Linked DNA regions of Homo sapiens: region 2 is linked to region 1. A link is an interaction called in ENCODE POLR2A ChIA-PET data of the cell type or tissue named here. Cell type or tissue: Panc1. All regions are shown on one strand. Links, peaks and the distances in the headings refer to the core of each region. The heading gives the core; the rest is flanking DNA. Region 1 has its middle 15 kb from the start of HEATR1. Region 2 overlaps MTR (5-methyltetrahydrofolate-homocysteine methyltransferase).

Region 1 (8,869 bases), core at 2,719-6,718:
AGTTATCTGGTCCCCACTCCCCACACCCAACATAGAATGGTGGTATAGATCTATTATAACAGCTATAAACATTCCCATTCAAAAGGAGCCAAAATAAAAGATATAAATAAGTGACTTGTGAGTAGAAATTCTGAAATCCAATCAAGCAAATATTGGGAGTTTCTTTTTTAGATTTCAAGGCTTGAGAATAATTCTTTGTAGCACTTGGCTCCACCCATCGGATTCTTGGTTCTACCCTCTGAGTCATCCTTTTTTCATGAAAGGTAACGTGTGTTTGCAACTGAATAGTTTTATTGGTCTGCTTCCTGCCAGTAGGATTTGGAAGGACTGACATCCTCCTCTCATTTCGTACTCTTTGTCCCTTCAAAGCTGGCAGTGTCTTGCTGAAATACTCTTTCCTCAAATACTTAGTGGGTTTCCTGTGAATTTTCCTGGTTTTCACTCTATCAGGCAAAGATCACATCCACAGACCTTGTCGAGACCTCAATTGTAGGTCCCTGATGAGAGGGCTGAAAGACAACACTCTTAAGCTGCCTGGAGGCTCTCAGTTTTGATGGAAAGGTTCCATGAGGCACATGCTTAATTTCTTGAAAGTCCTTTGTGTGACTGAATGCTTCTCTGATCCTCTGATCTTTCTGAGGTCTTAACAAAAGATGATACAGTAGCATCCTCAGCTTTATCTTCATACCTTACAGTCCTAACTGTTCTCAGAAGCCATTTCTTTATCTTAACATCTTTGCCATCTGGAAACGCTGAGAGTCTCCAAAATCATGAAGTCCTGGTTCCATTCTGTTTACCAAAATCATGAAGTCCTGGTTCCATTCTGTTTAATCATTCTTCCCTCAGTTTGTCTCTCTCCTCTCACATTTTGCTATAAGCAGCAAGAATAAGGCAGGAGACACCTTCAACATTTTGCTTGGAAATCTCATCAGCTAAATAACCAAGTTCATCAATTGCATGCTCTGCTTTTCACATAATTACTGGCAACAATTTTCTGCCACTTTGTGACATAGATTCCCCCTTCCTCCAGTTTCCAATACTATACTCATCACCTCCTTACTTCCTTTTGAGCCCTTACTAGCAGCATCCTTTGTGTCTAGATTTCTACTTACAAGGCAGGCTTTCCTTAGCATTCTCCTCAAAATACTTCCAGCCTCCATCCCCTGCTTGTTTGCAAAGCAAATAAGTGCAAGGGTCACTTTCCATTGTTAGTTTTTCGTTATGGAAGCACCCCACTTCTGGTACTGAAATCTGTTCTAGTTGTCCACTGCTGTGTAACAATATTACTACAAGTTTCATGGCTTAACACAACATGTATTTATTGTTTAATAGTTTCTGTGGGTCCAGGCACGGCTTAGCTGGGTCGTCAGCTTCAGGGTCTCATAAAGCTACAATAGGCATCAGCTAGAACTACAGGTTCAACTGAGAGAGGATCTGCTTCCAAGCTCTTGTGGTTGTTGACAGCATTCAGTTCTCTGTGGGCTGTTGGACTGAGGGTCACAGTATCTTTCTAGCTGGAGGCTGAAGAATGCTTCCAAACAGTAGCTTGTTTTCTTGAAGCCAGCAAGGGAGAAAGACTCTGTGCAAGATGGATATTACATGCTTATGTAATATAATCCCATATATATAATCCCATACATCCTGTCACCTTTGCCATAATCTATTGGTTAGAAGCAAATCACAGGTCCCACATACACTCAAGAGGAGGGGATTCGATAAAGGCATGGAAATCAGCACAGAGGTTATGGGGTCTGCCTTACAGTCCATCTGTCACAGTTTCTTCTTAGCATCTTGAGGTCAGGGAAACTAGACCCACTCATGCATTCAAAGTCAACTTACATAGGAGGATGTGTACATTTTAGCAATGCATGTTCCACCCAGGTTCCTCTGCCTTATGGTCTCAAAAAAGAGTACCATGATGTTATTGGCCTCCATGCTCCTTCCTGGCACACAGAGACAACCAAAACTTAGAGAGAGCAAAGGCTTTACCTGTGGCTGCCTAGATCAGGTGAAGCACAGAAAATGAAATTAAAAGTGAGTCTTACTTGGATGCCGCAATCCCACAATCCTCACGCGCGTGTGTGTGTGTGTGTGTGTGTGTATGTGTGTGTGTTTGGTCATTTTCCACAGCCTGTTTAGAAATAAACATATTTAAATAAATTATGATACCTATAAATTATAGTACCAATTTTGTAGGTATTCACAGAAATTTTAGCATGGAAAAATGTTCCTGGGGCAAAAAAAGCAGTTTACAAAACAGTAGATATTTCAAATATCATTCCTTTTAAATATATGCATATATAATGTTAAAAAGTATTAAAAGTGGTTATTTCTAGGTGGTAAAGATAATGGATGATTTTATATCACCTTCTTTAACTTAGCGTTATCGAAAAATATAATGAAATCTATCATTTTAGTATTAAAGGAAAAAGCTTTAGAAGTTTTTGCTTTTTTTTATTTTACAGTGGGAGCTACTTGAGATTGCAGACTATGTTATTTATCTTTGTGTTTCTAGCCCCTAGCATAACTCCTCTGGACATATTAAGCTCTTAATAAATGTTTTTGAATAAACACATGCATTTCAGAAGTTTTAAAACTAATATAGATATTCTCTGGGAATATGCAGATGGTACTACTTCATTTGCATTATTATAAACAGCAACAAAGAAGTCCCCCAAACCTGGCCTCTACTTCTCCTTAGAGACCAAATCCACCCCCCTACCCTCATAATGCAGTTAACTATTATACCACAAGGGACCAGGAGGTAAAGATCGCCAATGGTAGGGTTGTTGGTTAAGTATGGTGAAATTTACAGGTAATTTAATATTTCTTGTTTTAGTCTATCGTTTCAACTGTCTTTCCCAATATGACTTTTGAAATGGGTACTAGTAAGGATGAAAACTAATGGAGTTATCATTACACTTCTTGCTTTATTTCACCACTATAGGAGTTGGTAATGAGCATTTAATTTATTTTGAGTTTTATAGATTGGAGGAGGAGGAAAAATAAGGAGCCAATTAAGTGACCCTTGTAGTACTGGGGAATTACTATAAGTAAATCTTTGCTGCTTTTTACTTCACCCAAAATAAACTGTTACTCACCACAGGTGAGTGAGTAAGAGATTTTTTTCCGAAGAATACTAAGCAGGAACATGTCATGGTATGTTTATGTTATTATTTCAGCATTGCACCTTAATGCTTACATTATTTTTAAGGATAATGGGGGCAAGTATAATTTGAATTTTCTTTTACAGAGGGGAATATTGAAGTACAGAAAGAGGCTAAAGAAATTTTACAGGATGATTTGTAAAGTCAGTGACCCATCAAATAATATATATCAACATTTCTGATTGATCTCCCTCTGTAAATTTAGCCAGGACTCTTCTACTTCCTACTCACCAGTATCTTGATCCCTAAGAAAATAAAATTACAAATAACTAAATTAGAGCATTGTAGGGTTTTCTTTTTTCTATGAATCTAATTTTTTTTTTTTGAGACAGGGTCTCACTCTGTTGCCCGGGCTAGAGCGCGGTGGCATGGTTACAGCTCACTGCAGCCTCAACCTGCTAGGCTCAAGTGATCCTCCCATCTCAGCCTCCTGAGTAGATGGGACTACAGGTGTACGCCACCACACCCAGTGAATTTTGTTATTTTTTATAGAAACAGGGTTTTGCCATGTTGTCCGGGCTGGTCTCGAACTCCTGGGCTCAAGCAATCCACCCTCTTCGGCCTCCCAAAGTTCTGGGATTACAGGCATAAACCAATGTGCCTGGCCCTGTTTCTTTACTTCCTGCAGGTTTTTTAACTCATGTGATTCTAATATTTTATGATGATTAGATCAGTATCCCTTTTTTAACCTACTATTTGCACAAGAAATATGTCAAGACCCAAGAGAGTACTTTCAATTACAGAATCTTCTGGCCTCATCTGAGTAACAAAGCTCTCCACCAAGGTCATGATGCCAGCAAGACTTCACTGGTATATGTCAGCTTGTTCAGTTTCCCCTATAATTGTGGCCTCAGCCTCAGTCTCTCAGATGCCACATCTTCCTGCATTTACCTTCCTGAAAAATGGAGAGGCTGACACGTGCTGAAAACTGTGCCAAGCCCTGGCTGAAAGTTAGGGGTGAGTAGAGGCAGTCCAGCTATGCTGTTCCTTTCCTGTGCCCAGAGGAGTGTTTTAATTTCCCTTTCGTTCGATAACACACGTCCCTTTCTCCACTTTCTACCAAGTCCTCTCTTGGAAGTCACCCTGGCTTGGTACATTCCATGTCTGAAATCTGAGCTCCACCCAAGCAAATCAGTAGTCAGCCTCTGCACCTCCTTCCTCTCTCCGCTTGCCCTTGGTCTCCTTCATTTCTCTCTTGATTACTGCAGTCCATTTTTTCTTTTACAAAGTCAAACTTCAGCTCCCTTCTCCACCAGCAACTGTATACGCAAATTAAGATGAGGTTGTTCCATTCTCTTTTAGGAGTATCTATCACTGACTGCTATTCCCAGAAAAATACATTTGGGAAGTATTATTTTAGATTATATTAGTTTGTACACCATCTTTTAACTTTCTTTTTCTGATGTCAAAAGTAAACATTTTTTGACAACATTTGAGAAAACAGGGAAGAAAATAGAAATCAGTCTCCTCACCCAGAGTTCTTGTTAATATCCACATCTATTTCTTTCAAGACCTTAATCTATGCATGTATGATTATATAAAAATATATATATATATATATTTGCTGAAGAAGGATAATTTTGGATACACATTTTCCTGTATCTCTTTTTATTTAGCGTGGTGTTGTAACATATTCCCACATAATTAAATAGTCTTTTAAACACATTATTTTTTAAGTCTGCCTTTGAATTGCTTTCAGATGTTTCCCCTCATTTATTAACTGGGAAAAAAAAATCAACCCCATAATTATGGTCATTCCTAAGGTTTGAAAAATCTAACCCTACACTTGAATTTTTGAATCAGCAAAATTAAACTTAAAAAACACACATATGGGAAAAGCTAATATTGCTGTAGATTTTAAGGTAAACCAAAAGTTCATGTATTGAATTTAATTTAATGGAGAGCAGTGGTGCTATCCATCATGAATACCAAAATGCGGCTAAAAATAACGACTGTGGTTGAGTAAGACTGCAGAAGATAGTCTAAGAACAGATGAGGAAACATGACAGCAAATTCCTCTGTAGTTTGCAAATAGACATCCGTACTCTGTTGGAAAAGTCTGGGTCTTCTGTTCCGCTAGAGAATAATATCCAATGTGTGATTTCTTTCTTTTTTCTTTTGTTTTTGTTTTTGAGATGGAGTCTTGCTCTGTCGGCCAGGCTGGAGTGCAATGATCTCGGCTCACTGAAACCTCCACCTCCTGGGTTCAAATGATTCTCCTGCCTCAGCCTCCTGAGTAGCTGGGATTACAGGCGCCTGCCACCACACGTGGCTAATTTTTGTATTTTTTAGTAGAGACGGGGTTTTGCCACGTTGGCCAGGCTGTTCTTGAACTCCTGACCTCAGGTGATCTGCCCGCCTCAGCCTCCCAAAGTGCTGGGATCACAGGCATGAGCCACCATGCCTGGCCCCAATGTGTGATTTCAATCCTGTGTTTGTGGATTAGTGGTTAGGGAAGTGGTCAAAATTGGTCATTCTAGTAACCATAAGTGAATATTTCTTCGGGAATAACCAAAGAATACAGAGAAAAAAATCTAAAGAGGAATACACTGTTGGTTTAGAGGTTCAGAAATTTATATGTCTTGATAAAAGCAGTAAATTATCTATTTTATAATTACTTTATGAAGAAATACAAAATCTGACTAGATCTACAGAAAGCCAGAGGTTCAGGTAAATGTCTCTTAGATCTTGGTTTGGTAGAAAAAGCACTGGACTGGGATTCGAAACCTGGGGGCTGGTCTTATCTTTGTCACTAAACATTCGAGTGATTTGAACAAGTTATTTCATTTATCTGAGTCTCAGATTTTTCTTCCTTAAAAAAAGGACGAAAGTAATACATGCTTATTACAAAAATTTTAAGCAATATTTAAATATATAGAGTAAAAATGTACTTTGCCTCACTCTGAGTCTACCTCATAATATAATCTCTGTTAAAAATTTGGTATATATCACTTTGTATATTTCTCTATAAGCATTTAAATATTTTTTATAAAAATGGAATCAGACTATTGTCCTCTAACTTGCTTTTTCCACTTAACAGTATATCATGGACATTCTTTCCTGCTGCAGTCTTATATTTCATGACACAGAGATACTTTCATTTATTTAACAATTCCCATCACTGATGGACACTTAGATTGACACTAGATTTTTACCATCTAAAAATTTTTCAATAAGCACAACTATACATATATCCTCATGCATATGTATTAGGATTCTTTAAGATAGCTTTCTGAAAATGGAATTGCTGGCTCATGCCTGTAATCCCAGCACTTTGGCAGGTTGAGATGGGCAGATTGCTTGAACTCATGAGTTCAAGACCAGCCTGGGCAACATGGCAAAACCCCATCTCTACAAAATATTAAAAAATTAGCCGGGTATTGTGGTACACACCTGTACTCCCAGCTCCTTGGGAGGCTAAGGTAGGAGAATCACTTGTTGAAAGGATCACTTGAGCCTGGGAGATCAAGGATGCAGTGAGCCATGATCACGCCGCTGCACTCCAGCCTGGGTGACAGAGCGAAACCCTGTTCAACATCAAATAAAGTAAATAAATAAATTTTTAAAAATAGAATTGCTGAGTCAAAGTCTATATGTATTTTAAATTTGTGGCAGGGCACGGTAGCTCACACCTGTAATCTCAGCACTTTGGGAGGCTGAGGCAGGGGAATTGCTTGAGTCCAGGAGTTTTAGACCAGCCTGGGCAACATAGCAAGACCCCATCTCTACAAAAAATCAAAAATTATCTGGGCATAGTGATACACACCTGTAGTCCCAACTACTCAGGAGGCTGAGGTGGGAAGATCACTTGAGCCTGGGAAGTCAAAGCTGCAATGAGCCGTGATTGAACCACTGCACTCAGCCCGGATGACACAGTGAGACCCTGTCTCAAAAGAACTATTGTACAGGTAGTGCCAAACTGCCCTCCAAAAATGTACAGCTTGATGTTTTCCTCAACAGGAACGAAGATGCTCCCCTTTACACCTTCACCACCACTGAATATTGTAAATCTTTTTTATACTTTGCCAATCTAATCAGTGAAAATGGAATTTTACTGAAACTTTCTTCATCTATATAATGAAGAGCTGAATAGCATGGTCTCTAAGGACGTTTACACTTCGAAAATGCTGCAGAACTGTGGAAAACATAATTGCTTTACCTGAAGACACAAATGGCTGGTGTTGCAGTGGACTCTTCTGGGCCCTTCCTGACCCATCTGTGAAGCTACAATGCCCAGACCTGAGAGTTTCTACTGCGAGTTCCAGAGGAGGTGGGGTAGAAGGCATCCAGGTAGACGAGATGTAGACAGTGCCACCTGTCAATCTTATCTGAAGTGAAGGAAGACAAATGTTGCTATTTTCAGCAAGTTTAGCTAAAATAGAGAAAACATAACACACACACACAAACACACACACACACCCAAAGTCTAAAAATATTTAATTGTTTAACACTGCTTATTATAAAGCAAGGACAGAAGCTTGGTATTTCATCTAAAAAGTTCTCGCTTTGCAAAATCCAGCATTTGGCAGGGACTCTATAAGGAACGATAATAATTGTGCTGATGAAACCATCTCAGCTAATGTCTTCTTTCTGTCTACATTTTGGACACATAGATATTGCACTAATGCTAATCTAACTTTCAGTTAGCCCTAAGGGGGACAAAAAAAGATTATGACAGAGCAATGGAAAATCTACCAGGGGAAAGTTAGTTTGATTGATGTGCCCTTCTGGCTTGAGCACGCAGTTCTTCCATTTAGTGTTACAGTGTCTTTTGAGTGGCAGTTTGGCTTAGATTTAAGACACTGGTGAGCTACCCCTAAGCTCTGCAAAGCCTTTCTTAGTTGCCATTAGTTTTTGTGTAGTGCCTTCCTTTCTGATAGCTCTTTTTATTTCATAAATTTCTTGCACAGTTTTAAAACCCTTAACACTTTTAATTTCAATCAATTATACTATAAAATGGAAGAAATTGTTTTAAAATGATATCTGTAGGGAAACTTACTGAAATGTTAACATAACACCGGTACTGAACTATTGCGATCACCACGTTACTGGTCTCTCTGTCATCAGCCTTCGCCGCTCCAACGTAACCTCCGCTCCTTGGCCAGAATCAACCACCTGCAATTTAGAACATCTTCCATTTCCAAACTCCATCACTTGCTCCAACTGGTTCCTTGGTTTTTCCTTCTAGCACACCCCATGGACTAGTGCGATCAGTCTGGTAGTTCCTCGAATGCTCTGCTTCATGTCTCTGTGCCTTTTACATGCCAACCCACTGCCCGGAATGATTTGTTCCCTGGAGTATCATACCCTGGCTTGTTTCTAGTCAACCTTTCAAGATGCAGTTCAAATGTCATCTTCCCTGGAAAGATGAACTCCCCAGGGAAGGTTGACCCCTCCATGCCCTCAATCTCTATAACCCTGATGGTTGGCATGGTTTATCTGACCTGCCTCCTTTCTGAACCAGACTCTCCTAAGGCTTCTTTCTGGCTAACCATGGGCCCTGTATATTGGCCATCTTTCTATCATTTATTAGAGTGCCAGGCATTTTGTAGAACTGTAGTTAAGGTTCATTGAATTGACTTGCCTTGAATGACATAGTGATGAATCTGAAATTACTTGAAGACTCATTTTATTGGTGATCTTGGCACAGATTACTACAAAGTACTGCTTTGTCAAATAAGCTACACTTACAAATTATGCAA
Region 2 (8,869 bases), core at 3,215-7,214, 220 kb before region 1:
CTTGATTAAACAATGACTCTCAGAGTGAACACGGCATTGGTGTACAGGCCTTTGTCAGGAGCAGGTCATATCTCATATCACGTAAGGTTCACCAAGCTTCTGTCTTACTCCTCACCAGGGCTGTGGGACAGACACACTAATAAAGCCTCAATCGTGCTGGTGGATTTCAGAGATCCAGAATAGAAGTTCAGTAAAACAACGGAATGGCAGCTTTACTCCATCAGGAAGGGCTTTCAACTCTGGTTGCACATTACAATACCCTGGAGGGATTTCTGTTTGCTTGTTTTTTATAATAGTAACACCTCACCCTGAACCAGTTAAATCAGAATCTGGAGATGGGGTCTCAGCAAGTGTTTTGTAAAAGCCCCTTAGTGATGCTAATATAAAGCCAGGTGAGAACCACCAACAGGTGAGATGTGGCACCTTCTTCAGTTGGAGTAGAAGAAAAACTCAGTGAGATTCTAAGCAGCAAGAAGGAAGGAATAAATGCCATTTATAGCTTTATCAAACAGGTTTACTCTTAAGCCATAGAGAAGCTAGACTGTGACCAGTGAGTAGAAGGCTTTACTTAAGAAGCTCATGGCTCAGATTCTGCTAAAATATCACACACTCAGGCAGTAATGCAATAAAACAATTTTTGATTTGGTCATCAAGGCAGACACTGTGAGGAAGAGAAGGACAATGTGTAGAAGACATCTAGATTCTTTAATGTAGTCTGACAAGGAGCAGAGATCGAACAGGGCTAACTTCAGAGGTGAGTTAAAGTTTTAAAATCGAACTGAAGTAGTTGAAGATGGGCGAGAGAACCCTGGAGGAAGCAGAGGCCCATCCTGGGGCTGTAATTAAAAAAAGAAGTGGCCCGGCCCAGTACAATGGCTCACATCTGTAATCCCAGCACTTTGGGAGGCTGAGGCAGGTGGATCACCTGAGGTCAGGAGTTCGAGAACAGCCTGGCCAACATGGTGAAAACCCATCTCTACTAAAAATACAAAAATTAGCCAGTTGTGGTGGCAAAGGCCTGTAGTCCCAGCTACTTGGGAGGCTGAGTCAGGAGAATTGCTTGAACCCGGGAAGCGGAGGTTGCAGTGAGCTGAGATCACGCCACCGCACTTCAGCCTGCACGACAGAGTGAGACTTGATCTCAAAAAAACAAAAACAAAAACAAAAACAAAAAAAACAGAAGTGATGGAAACGGATGTTTGTGCCTTTCAAGAGAGACACTGACAAGTAGGAAGGGAAACACTGAAGAAAAGGAAGTTTCCAAGGGAAAAAATCTAAAAATCAATACCAAAGGGAAAAAATTTACCAAAGAAAAAATAAGCCAATTACAATAAAAACAACAAACAAAACACACAGGAATGATCTAGAGATTGCCTATTTAGGGATAATTACAAAACTCCATTGAATGAGTAATTGAAAGACACGCCATGTTCCTCAATGACAAATCTAAACACTGGCAAGATACCAATTCCTTGTTATTTTCCAGGTTAGGATTAATTAGATATTAATCAAGATCCAATGGTTCTCCATAATTAGAAATTTATTTTCAAATCATTTTAAAACAAGAAAATGAAAAAAACAGGAAAATGTGTTGCATATATTGATTATTCTTTTATATAGTTTACACATGTGCAAACAAAAACTAATATAGACTATTCTGCTATTATGTGATAATTATATTTCTAAGACACTTCACGTTATCAAAAATTGTCATACAAAGTCATTTTTGTGAACCTAAGGATTATATGAAAAAAATTAAAAATCATTTCATTTAGAAAAAGAGAACTAAATCTAGAGTCAGTATACTTGTCCCATAGAAATTTCAATAATAAAGGTGTCCTGTATCTTGTTATGTAGAGTTAAGAATAACAGTTGGTCAAAACTATTAGCAACAACAAAAAACATAGAAATGTTTTCTTGTTGCCTTTCAATCCAGAAGTCTCAGGCCCAGCCTCCTGTCATATCTGGTCTTGACCTTGCAGTTGTGTTTGCAACATGGATCACAGACATTAACCAAACACTCAAACACAGCAGCCAGATATTGAAACAAAGCTGGTGTGCCTTGCTTAGTCGCAACAGTAGTTTCCCATTTGAGGGAGTTGTTTTTTTCCCCTATAATCAGTGGTGTCAATCCAAGCAAAGCAAATCCCGGTTCTTAACTGATTGCTACATCCAATAGCATTATGAGAACTCAATCAACAGAAAACATGCCTTTATATAAAAATACCTGTATTGCTGGCTTCTTAACTTTGAAAGTATACAGGATTTTTGCTTTGCTTTTTATAATTTTCAATATTTATGACAATTTGACAGTGAGCATACATGCTGCTCCATAATCTGCATAATATTTAAATACTCTGGAGAATAGTCCAGTAAAATTATGTTACCTATCTATTTCTCTTCAGTTGGGCACTTGGGCTGTTACATTTTCAATAATGTTGGTGTAAAATCTCGGCATATACAGTATCCTTATGCTGTTGAATTCTTTTGTTGGAATAATTTCCCAGAAATAAGATTATGAACTCAAGGGGTATAAACAATTTTTTGTCTCTTGACAGGCATTATATTCTCTTTCAATAGGACTGTACCAGTTTATACTACACTCTGCAACAAATGAGCCTTCAGTTTTATCACTGCTGTATCTACACAGACCTTGACCATTTTTTACTTTACTAATTTAGTAGGGATAAAACATTACCTTAATGCTGCTCTAATTTGTATATCTTTCATAACTAGCAAGTTAATTTTTTTTCCTACATTTGCTTTTAATTTGTGGTCACAGTTAAGTCTAAATTGGGAAAACCTATCCTTAGACAAGACCAAGCACTAAGCAGTGCCAATAAACAAAGCACAGAGTAAACACAGGATGTGGAAACATACACCAGTCTTCAAATGAGGAAGACCAAAGGTAAAAACTTGGTTCCACCATGTCCTAGATATGACACTGGTCCACTGTAAAATGCAATGGCCGCCACCTCGGTGGTCACTCTGAAGACTAAACGAAATAACCTCTGCTGGTGGTTTTCAACCAAAAGATACATGAGAATCACCTCCAAGGCTTTAAAATGTCTAAAGCCAGGCCTCATCCCAGACCAAATGAGTCAAAACTCAAGGGCTGAAGTCCAGGAGTGTGTACGATTTTTCAAAAGCTCCAGCAGTGACTGCCTTCCCTGTCAGAGTGAGTCTGCTTTGCACTCCTAGTTAAGCACCACAGATCCCTAAGGCACAACATTCCATTCTCACTCTGAGTTGACCTTGCTTCCAACTTCACTGAGAAAACAGAAGCAATTATAGACTCCCGCCAGCACATCAACCAGCATGCCTGCAGATCTGCACTCTTTACTCTGCCTTCTCTTTTGTACTTTGAGCAAACTGTCCAGCTACTGATCTAAAGCCACCCCTCCACTCACACAGTGACTGCCATCTCTCTCAACTCACAAGGTCATGGCTCTGGCAAATGTATCCTTTATCTCCTGCATCAGTTCCTCCCTCTCTCTCCCAGATCATTCTCATTAGCTTACAAAAACATGTTGTCACAGCATCTACACACACACACACACACACACACACACACACACACACACACACACACACGCCCTTTCTGAACCTCGTATTTCCCCCCTGGTTTCCACCCTATTTTTTTGCTCCCCTTATGGCAGAACTGTAAAAAGTTGCCTATACTGCTGCTTCTATTCTTCTCCTATTCTCTCTTGAACCCACTCCAATAAAGTTTTCATCTCCTTGGAAACAGTACAGCAAGATCACAAATGACCCCATTTCTAAATCCAACGGTAAACTCTTGGTCTCATCCCACTTGATCTATCTACAACTCTTTAAACAGCTGAACATGCCCTTTTCTTTGATGATTGTTCTTCACTTGGCTTCCAAGGGAACTCTCTCTTCTGACTCCCCTCCTACCATACAGGCTGCTCCTTCTCATATCCTTCTGATGGTGTTTCCTCTTCTCCCCAGTGCCCTAAGCACTGTGGCTCTAAGACTCACTTAGTCCTAGGACTTCTCTACAGTCATTCCTTTGGTGAGCTCAGCCAGTCTCACTATTTTAAATAGCATGTACAAATAATTCCCAAAAAAAGGAATCCTATCTTCAAGCCAGACTTTGCCCATGAAATCCACTCATTTGCACAACTGCACACTCGACATACCCACCACATACTAAGTCCAAACCCAAACTTCTCCTTACCCCATCCCAAACCTGCTTCTCAGTCTTTCTTACCTCAGTAGCTCCTTCCTTTCAATTGCCCAAGCCAACAGATTCTAAAGTTATCCCTGACTCCTCTTTCTTTCACAACCTATACCCAATGTGAATACAAATCCTATTGGCTCTATGTTAAAAATATATGTAGAAACAGATGACTTTTAACATCCTCTTTTGCTTTCACCATGGCCCTAACCATCACCATATCTCATCTGAATTACAGCAATAAACTCTAACATTTCTGCTTTGGCCCTAACAGACCATTCTCCACAAAGAACCAGAGAGGTTTAAACATAAGTCAGATCATATTCGCTCCTCTGTTCAAAAGTTTTCAGTGGTGTCCCCACTCACTCTGAGTAACAATGTTAACCAAAAGTGTTAGGAATGGCCTCCAAGGCCCTATGTGATTTGATCTGCCACCTTTCCAACCTTGTATCTTCCCAATCTCCTCCTCTCCCCTCTGCTCCAGCTACTCTGGCTTCCCTGTTGGTTTTCAAACAGGACAAGCATCTATCTACCTCAAGATTCCCTCTGCAAAGAACACTCTTCCCCTACATTTTCACATGGCTCACCTAGGCTTCTGCTAAAATGTCACATCATCCATGAGGCCTTCCCAAACTATCCTACATAAAATAACATTCCCCCACCTCCATGCTGAGGGGGGATCAAATCCTCTTTTCCCTTTACCGTATTCAACACCATTCAACGTGTGTATATACACACACACTTTTTTTTTTTTTTTTTTGGAGACAGAGTCTCACTCTGTCACTCAGGCTGGAGTGCAGTGGTGCAATCTCACCTCACTGCAACCTCAGTCTCCTGGGTTCAAGCAATTCTCATGCCTCAGCCTCCCCAGTAGCTAGGATTACAGGCATACATTACCACATCTGGCTAATTTTTGTATTTTTAGTAGAGACGGGGTTTCACCATGTTGGCCAGGCTACTCTCGAACTCCTGAACTCAGGTGATCTGCCTGCCTCAGCCTCCCAAAGTGTTGGGATTACAGGTGTGAGCCACTGCACCTGGCCAATTATATATATATATATACATCTTTTTTTTTTAAATTTGTTATTCCCTTTGTCCCTAAGAATATAAATCGTGCAAGGACAGGGACTAGGTTTTATTCTCCGTTGTCTCCTCAGAGATTAGAATAGGGATAGGGCCTGGCACATACTAAGTGCTCAGGATATATTTGAAGATATTTGCTTCATTAAAAAGTAACAGTTGCTATATATATTTTTAAAAGGAGCATTCAGATAACAAAAAAAGACCTTCAGGAAAAAGAAGAAATAAAACTCAATAGACGGTTTGGAGGATAAATGTAGATATGAAAATCTCACCCGATGCAGAGCAAAACACCAGAGTTGGAAAACAGGAAAGAAATATAAGAAAATTAGGCAACCTGTCCAAAACATTCAATATCTCAATAATATATGTACCAAAAAAGAAAAGAAAACAACTCAAGGACACTTCCTACCACTGCAGCTGTGAGTTTCACAAATGAAAGGCCTACTGAGTGCCAGCATAATGGATGGCTCATCATCGCGGGAGTTCAGAACACGGTGAACACAAAAGATTCCCAAAGCCTCCAGAGAATAGAAAAACAAGTTTCACAAAAATAATCAAGAGTTAGAATAGCACAGCCGGGCGCGGTGGCTCACGCCTGTAATCCCAGCACTTTGGGAAGCCGAGGCGGGCGGATCACGAGGTCAGGAGATCGAGACCATCCTGGCTGACACGGTGAAACCCCGTCTCTACTAAAAATACAAAAAATTAGCCGAGTAAGGTGGCGGGTGCCTGTAGTCCCAGCTACTCGGGAGGCTGAGGCAGGAGAATGGCGTGAACCCCGGGGGGCGGAGCCTGCAGTGAGCCAAGATCGCGCCACCGCACTCCAGCCTGGGCGACAGCGAGACTCCGTCTCAAAAAAAAAAAAAAAAAGAGTTAGAATAGCACTGGACTTCTTACTAATACCAGTGGGAATGAGAAGACAATGGAGCAGTACTTTCAAAACACAGAACAACTTCAAGTTTGTACTCCTATGCCCATGCAACTGCCAATTAAGTGTAAAAGTAGAATACGGCCATTTTCTGACACGTAAGGTTTCAAAAATATTTACTGCCATGTTTTCTTTCACAAGAAGCTATCAGAGAATGCACTCTACCAAATGACTAAAAAAAAAAAAAAGATTAACCAAGAATTTGGAAATTATGAGTTCTAAAAACCTAAGAGAAAGGCAATGGAACCCCAGGAGGAAGGTAAGGGACAGCTAGCAGTCACAGCTGTGCAGCTGGCCTACTTCCAGCTCATGTCAGAAGACTTGGAGGGAGAATTCTTCAAAAAAGTAGTATGACAGTCCTCTTAATGTGTCTGGCTACATTGGATACTTGAGATTTATACAACTAGGGGACAATCTGAAGGCGAAATACATAGAAAACAATGCAAACAAAAAGATAAATATTACCTTCATAGAAAACAAATAAAGAGTGAGAAAGGATAAGCAATCACAGTATACTACTGCATGGCTCAGCTTTTACACTGTTTAATAATGTAAGCACTGAAAACGATTATAGCTAAAATGAACTATATTGGGAAGGATAAAAGTAAAGCTGTACAGAGTCAGGGCAGTGGATGGTGAAAAGCTAAAAAATCTTTAATCACTGTAGGAAGTCAATAAATAAAAACTAAAACTGGAATTTGAAGATAAAGAGGTAGATGCTACAAGAATCAGCTTAAAAAGCTGAACGTGGGTGCCTCAGGATCTAGAAGGCTGAAGGCTTTTTTCTTTTTGTTTACGGAACTATTTGTCTAACTATTTGCAGAAAATACAATTATCAAAAGGTCCCACACCACACTAAACTTGTAGTGGATGATAACAACTTTTCAGATGGACAATTTTAACAACGTGCCTCAAAATAGTAAATGTGTACACTCTTTGACATAGCAATCCCACTCCAATGAACTGACTCTAAAAAAATCATTCTAGAAGGGGAAATCGCTGCATGAATTAGGATATTCATTGGCCACTGAACTGTTCATGCTACTAAAAAATTAGAAACACAATTTCATTCAATAATAGTAAGTAAAACATACTGGAATGCAATGCAACCAGAAAACATGGAGTTTTAATCCACTAATATGGGAAAATGCCAACATTATGTTGAGCAGGGGAAAAGAGTTACAGAATACCAGGTATAATCTCGTTTATACAAAACTTTTCATTTGCTGAAACCTCGTTTGCTCTTTCTCCACGTGGCCATGTGGCTTCCTCTCTCATTTTATTCTGGTTTTCAAATGTTGCCTCCTCAGAGGGGTCTTATAAGACCACCTGTTCTGAACAGGCCAACTCTTCCCTGACAGCCTCTTCACTCGACCATTTAGCACAGGCCCTGATGAATGAAACCAGATCTCCTAGGCCTGAATCCCAGCACTGCAAACTGTTAGCTGTGTGACAACCGCCAAGTCCTGGGACATCTCTGTGCTTTAGTTTCCTCACAAGACATTCAAAAATAACAAGAATACATACCCACAGTTTATATGCTTGGAAGAAGAACTGATTTAATGTGTGTTGTGTACTTGCTTGGTGTGAATTAAGGTTCAATATATGTTAATGATCAAAACTATCTCTCTTTTGCAGTCTTCTGGATGATTTGAATTTTTTCACAATGAAGAAAATGTATCTTTCATACAAAAAATGCATTTAAAAACAATTTCATTCCAAAAATACAAAACAAAGACAGAAAGAAAAAGTACATACAATCCTACTACTTGTTCATTGTCAGTATGTCCCCATTTGAGACCACCCCCATCTCAGATCATCCCTACCCCACCCAGTTGACAACCATCAAATTCTTTTCTCTGCTTATGCAGACAAACATATGTAAATGTAAGTACTTTTATATTAAGTTGGGATCATGTCACTCATTTTTTTCATTTTTCAATATACTGAAGACATGGTTCCATCTCCTGATTCTTTTTAACTGCTGCACAGTATTCTATGTAGTAAGGACCAAGTTTAAGCATTGCCCTAGTAATGGACATTTAGTGTTCTCAGCTTTTTGCTACCACAATGCTACAATAAATGTGAACACATATCCTTATACACTCAACCTTATTACTAGATTCCCAGGAAGGGCTTAATCATAAGAAATAGATTTTTTAGTGGTTTTAAATAGGTACCAAAATATTCATACAAAGTTATGTGAAGTATAAAACATGACAATAATCAGTGTATCACAGAGATGAACGATCATTATATTTGAAGCTTCCCATGTGCCCCACCCTGATTCTATGGCAGAGCTATTATGAAGACTGCCATTTATCAATCTTCTAATTTTTTCTTCTATTTGATAAAGGAAACTAATCTCATTATTTCTTTACTTTTTATTTCTTTAATGTTTACAAAACTTAGTATCTTCTCATAAGTTTATTGGCTATTTGTTCTTTTTATATAAATTGTTATTTCCTTTGTCCATTTTCCTACTGGGTTGACTGGGGTGTTTTGCTTTCTGACTTATATAAACTCTTTGCGTATTAGGAATATTCACCCACTGCTATTATTCATGTTGCAAATAGCTAACTTTATTTTAGTATATGGTTGGAAATGGGAATCTAAGTTTATTTTCTTCCAAATGCACAGCCAGTCATCCCAACAGC

The links. ChIA-PET counts read pairs that join two places held together with the same protein. Peaks named below come from ENCODE experiments on the same cell type or tissue, not always from the same donor. Only the 100,000 strongest peaks of a DNase experiment are listed, where the experiment ranks them.
Region 2: POLR2A ChIA-PET joins it to region 1 with 6 read pairs; 4 of 35 experiments call an interaction of 5 or more read pairs at or near these places.

The regions. Positions count from the first base shown.
Region 1 is chr1:236,614,979-236,623,847 of GRCh38, reverse strand. No RefSeq gene overlaps it. Among named protein-coding and RNA genes, the nearest start is that of HEATR1, 15 kb to the right of the region's middle. RefSeq lists a silencer at 4,033-4,233. In Panc1, for the core only: no CTCF peak of the experiment used is centred there; no DNase peak of the experiment used is centred there; H3K27ac peaks cover 316 bases.
Region 2 is chr1:236,839,179-236,848,047 of GRCh38, reverse strand. The region is part of intron 15 of MTR (5-methyltetrahydrofolate-homocysteine methyltransferase); the gene reads right to left. Among named protein-coding and RNA genes, the nearest start is that of MTR, 48 kb to the right of the region's middle. In Panc1, for the core only: no CTCF peak of the experiment used is centred there; no DNase peak of the experiment used is centred there.